2 separate regions of the Mus musculus genome follow, and region 2 is linked to region 1. A link is a loop called in an ENCODE intact Hi-C map of the cell type or tissue named here. Cell type or tissue: heart. All regions are shown on one strand. Region 1 holds the start of Slc16a5 (solute carrier family 16 (monocarboxylic acid transporters), member 5). Region 2 overlaps Tmem104 (transmembrane protein 104).

Evidence for each region. Peaks named below come from ENCODE experiments on the same cell type or tissue, not always from the same donor. Only the 100,000 strongest peaks of a DNase experiment are listed, where the experiment ranks them.
Region 2: it touches region 1 in a loop (2.1-fold over the local background); 2 of 42 quality-filtered maps call a loop at or near these places.

The regions. Positions count from the first base shown.
Region 1 is chr11:115,460,229-115,462,728 of GRCm38, forward strand. Slc16a5 (solute carrier family 16 (monocarboxylic acid transporters), member 5) reads left to right here and starts at 2,245. Exons shown (of 4, transcript NM_001080934.1): 1 at 2,245-2,500. The coding sequence starts at 2,381. Gm11695 (a long non-coding RNA gene) reads right to left here. Exons shown (of 4, transcript XR_001780362.2): 3 at 2,476-2,500; 4 at 1,682-2,005. In heart, a CTCF peak has its summit at 1,015 (motif pointing left); no DNase peak of the experiment used is centred here; H3K27me3 peaks cover 501 bases.
Region 2 is chr11:115,201,338-115,203,837 of GRCm38, forward strand. It overlaps Tmem104 (transmembrane protein 104), which reads left to right. Exons shown (of 10, transcript NM_001033393.2): 5 at 1-75; 6 at 795-875. Among named protein-coding and RNA genes, the nearest start is that of Tmem104, 15 kb to the left of the region's middle. In heart, no CTCF peak of the experiment used is centred here; a DNase peak (open chromatin) is centred at 1,104.

The DNA.
Region 1 (2,500 bases):
AGAGTCACAGCATATAGCCAATTCAGCAAGACTATGTACTGAGTGGTTATTGCGGCAATCAGGTATTGAGTCAGCAACCAACAGGAGACAGAAAGACAGGCTCTCTCACTCTCTCTCTGTCTCTCTCTCTCACTCTCACTCCCTCCCTTCCTTCCTTTCTCCTCCTCCCCCTCCCCTTCCTCCTCTTCTTTTCCCTCTTCCTGTCTCCTCTCCCTCCTCTTCTCCCTTTACATTATTTTAATTAATTAACTAATTATTTAATAACAAAACCAGGCATAGCGATGCACACCTTTAATCCCAGCACTCGGGACACAGAGGCAAATGAATCTCTGAGAGTTTGAGGCCTCCTTGGTCTTCAAAGCAAGTTCCAGACCAATGAGGGATACATAGCAGGTTCTGTCTCAAAAGGAAAAAAAAAAGGAAGAAAAAAAGAAAGAAAAGAAAAGAAAGAGGCCTGGAGTTATGTCTTAGCAGTTATGAGCACTAGCTGCTCTTTTAGAGAAGCCAGGTTCAATTTCCAGACTTCATATGATGCCATACAACCTGCTGGAACTCTAGTTCCAAGGGTTCTGACACAATCTTCCAGTCTTCATGGGCAGGAGGCATACGTGGTGTGCAGACACACCCATAAGCAAAACAGCCCATACATTTAAAATGAAAATAAATTTTAATAAGAGACCAAAACCAAGGGCACACACAGCCGCAAGCTCTGACCAGGGTGCTGAATCATCCCAGCTCAGCGTGTTTTAAAAATCGTATGGGGTGCTGGTGACTGTGCCCAGAGCCTCACATTGCATGGCACATGCTGCCCCCCTGAACTGTATCTCATCTCCAGACCCCACCTGAGCATCTGTACTCCAAAGTTGGGTGTTATGCAGAACGCAGAGCTCAGAACAGGGCCTGGTCCACTTCTCCGTTTTAAAATTCTGGGGCCAGCTGGTGCCCCAGTGCTACAGGAGGCTGAGGGGAAGACGAGCGGGAGTGAACAAGAATCCTATACCCGGGCGGGCGACCATCCCTAATGAGATCTGATGCCCCCTTCTGGGATGTCTGAAGACAGCTACAGTGTGCTTACATATAAGTAAATCTGAAAGAAAGAAAGAAAGAAAGAAAGAAAGAAAGAGAGAGAGAGAGAGAGAGAGAGAGAGAGAGAGAGAGAGAGAGAGAAAGAGAGGGGGGGAAATGGAGTGAATAGAGAGCAAAGGGAACAGAGGAACAGAGAGAGAGAGTTTCCTATTTCTAAGGGCATCTGAAGTTCCCAGATTCCAAAAACAAAAAGGTAGAGAGGGGGCCTTGTGGGAACAGCAGCTGATACAGTCTATTGCTTTAAACCAAGACAAAGTCTCTTTCCACTCACAGACTGCCCACCACCCAGAGTTTGAAGGGACTGAGGATACCTGGGAACAGGGGAGTCAGAAAAGGAATGTCACTGGGCAGGGCGGGGGAGGGGAGAGAGGGGGCGGGCTTAAAACTGCTGGGGGTTCTGCATGAGGCTAGGTATGGGGCCTGGGTGATGGTATCGAACTGAGATAGGCCTGACTGTATCTGCATATATTTTGTGTGATTGGGGTGGGGGTTGGGGGGTAAATAGTGTGTGTGTGTGTGTGTCCTGGAGTGACTGTGGGACTGTACATGTATCCATGCCTGTCTCTGTACCTGTGTAAGTGTGTGTGTGTGTGTGTGTATACTCAGAAAAAGCCCCTTGCAGGCAACAAGATTCAGCACAGCTGTGGAGCCCCACTCTTGATCTTCCACACCTTGTAAAGGGAGTGTGGTAAGGTGGTTTCAAAGGCTTCTCTCTGCAAGCCTGCAGCTCGGCTGTCCTTGCTGAGCTGGCATCTGTGCCTCCTGTGCCAGCTTGCTCGCTGGTGGTGAGCTCAGGTTGATCTCCCGGTGGTAGGAAAGTTGGTGCTGGTACATGGGCAGCTCATAATGGAAGTTTGGAGACAGGTCCATGTCCACTTTGGGAGACACCAGCATTTTACCCGCCCACGGTCTGATCCTCCTGGAATAGTTATCAAATGGTTTCGAAGGTGCTCGTCAGATGACGTAATCCCTAGAGAGAATTCTGCTGCCCTACCTGTACCATTGGTCACTGCCTGCCCCACCCCTGCCACCTCCAGCCAGGCTGTCCCTGGAAATTGGGGTAAAGGAAACGCCAAGGCCACTGTGAAAGCTTCTTGTCACCTCCCAGGGGGCGGTGCCCCTCCTTGATACTTAGGGCTGGAGCATAAGGAAGAAGCTGTTTCAGTCACCCAGGTGGTGCGGCAGGTGGGCCAGAGGAGGGCTGGCAGCCTGCCAACCACAAGGGGCATTCTCTTCCCTTCCAGGCTGCGGTCACAAAGGACCAGTAAGGCTGTGGCAATACCAGTAACTGAGAATGGCCCGGGCCCTGGAACAAGCAGATGGCAGATGGGCCTGGGTGGTCCTCCTATCCTCCCTGGTGACGCAGGCCCTCACCCTGGGCTTCCCCACCTGCATCGGTGTCTTCTTCACTGAT
Region 2 (2,500 bases), 260 kb before region 1:
CCACAGCCTCAGACAGTGACCTCCTCAGCCAAGACAACTACGAGAGGGCAGAGAAACGCCCCATCCTGTCTGTGCGTAAGTCTTGGGCTGCTGGTCAGTGGGGCTCCCTGTCTTTGTAGAGCGGTTCCCGGGGAGTTTCCCTGCAGACGGCCTCTGAAGTGTCAGTTTAGAAGGCCTGTGGAGTAGGGATCCTGAGCAGAGCATCCTCTGCTGGCTTTGCCTGTCCCCTGTGTATAGATTGGCACATTACCTAAGCTCTGGGCCTCAGTTCCCGCCCTTGTACAGTTACTGAAATAATCAGGGTTTGCCTACATCCATCTGCCCGAGTCTCTGGCTTCATCTCTCACACTCCCACCCCCACCCGAAACACACACACCCTTACCTCACTGTCTCGTCCTGTGCTGGCCAGAGTTAGGGGCACTGTCTGTCCCCATGAGAAGCGTGCCTGGATTCTCTTTAGACTTGGGGCTGGTGAGGTGAAGCTTGCTGGTGATACACTTCCCCAGTGTGCCCTGAGCTCAGACTTTATCCCCAGTACCATACACACAAAAGAACTAAAGAAATCAAAAAGACTTCAAATGCTTGAAGCAAGACATACTAGAAGGAAGATTAGTCCTGCTGGGACGTGCATCTCAGTAAAGATGGCCTAGCTGACTGGCAAGCGCGAGGACTCAATCGGGCTTGAGGGGAGAAGCAGCAGCTTGCTGATACAGTTGCTCTAGAGAATTCCCAGAGTTCAAGCAGCCCCCTCAGGGCTCTTCTGGTGAACAACCATGTTTGTTCCGGCCCCACAGAGAGACGCTCATCTGCCAACCTTTTTGAAATCACAGACCGGGTGGAAATGGGACAGATGGCTTCCATGTTCTTCAATAAAGGTAACAGTCACTCTGGGATGGTGTGTGGAACGGGCACATGCGACCCTTGCTGAAACTGCTGGGGCTCCGTGTTGAAGGGCAGGGCAGGTGGGTGGGAGCAGAGCAGCCATCTTGCCGGGAGGCCTGGCCAGCTTTCTGTTATCTTCCTGGGGTTCCTCACTGCGCACTAGCCTGAAGAACAAGGCTTATCCATCTGACTAGTACAGACGGGTCAGGAGTCCTAGTTTACCTTCCAACTAAAGGAGCCAGTGGCCCACAGCTATAGACTCTGCCTCGAGCACCCGCCCCCTGTCGCCAGCAGAGGGAGCCAGAAGCCCACATCGATGTCGCCCAGCGGTAATGGAGCACTGGAGAGCTCAGGCAACTGTGCCTTCCGGGCTCTGCTTGCTCCTGGCTGGCATTTGCTACAACCTGCAGGTGTCCACCTGACGCCACTATCTGCCAGAGATAGCCATTTCTGTCTCTGTGGCAAATCTTGTTTTTTGGAAACCGAGCTGTTTATAGAGCTTAATACTTAGTAGTGCATAGACCTTTGCTGTCCCTACCTCCGCAGGTGTGGAGCACAGCCTCCGTACGCCCTTCTTTCTAAGCTGACGTAGAAGACCTTAGGCCCCTCTGCCAAAGCCTCCCCATTTGCCAAGTGGGGCATCTCTGTCAGTTCTGGTCTTGCGTGTGGCTGTGGAGTGCTGGGGGGAGGATTGCAGAAATGGGAACCCACTTGACTTGGAACTAAACACCAAGCGCTCAGTGTGCCATCCAAGGTGCAGATTGGTGATTGGTCCAGGAAGGGTGACTGCGGGCACAGGCTGGCTGGAGCGGGCTCCATTCTCCTCTCTGGGCCAGCCCAGTAGAGGTTTGCGTGATCCATCAAAGTCAGCATGGCTTTGTTGAGGCCACATTTATGCCTTTCCTGTGTCCCCTTCTGTCACTGGCCCCCACCAAGGGAGAGCACATACGCGTCCTCTTCTGGGAGCTGCTAGGCGTTATCCAAATTCAACATTGGAAAAAACCGACTGCGCTTCAGTGGGAGAACACACACAGGTTCTAAACCGTCTCACTTGATGATATGTTCTGTAGCCCGTCCTGATTTCCCTTCTTATTTGTTTACATGTCTGTGTATGTGCGTGACAGACGTACATGCGTGTAGAAGCCAGAGGCTGACATCAGACATCTTCTTCCTCTTTCCTCCATATATTTTCAGAGAAGGTCCTGCACTGAACCTGGGGCTCACAGATGCAGTGAGGCTGACTGCCATTCTCGCCCTCAGTGCTAGGATTACAGGAGCATGTAATCCCATGCCCCAGCCCTGACTTCTTAAGACTTTTATGCACTAGCAGTTTGTATTGTCTTGTCTGCCCACATTCCATAAAAATTAGCCATTTGTGTGGGAGCCACCTCAGCCATTGAAGAGCCCCCCTGGCACCTCCTTGCAGGGCTTCTCAGGCTTGGTACTGGGGACATTGAGCTGGTAACCCTCTGTCAGGGCATCCTGTCCTGAGCATATAGGACAGTGAGACAGCGTTTCTGGCCTCTAGTTCCAGAGCCCGCCCCTGCTCCTCTCTGTTCAATAACTCAGACCACCAGGTTGTTCCATCACCTGTGGCGGAGCTGCACCCTCCACAAAA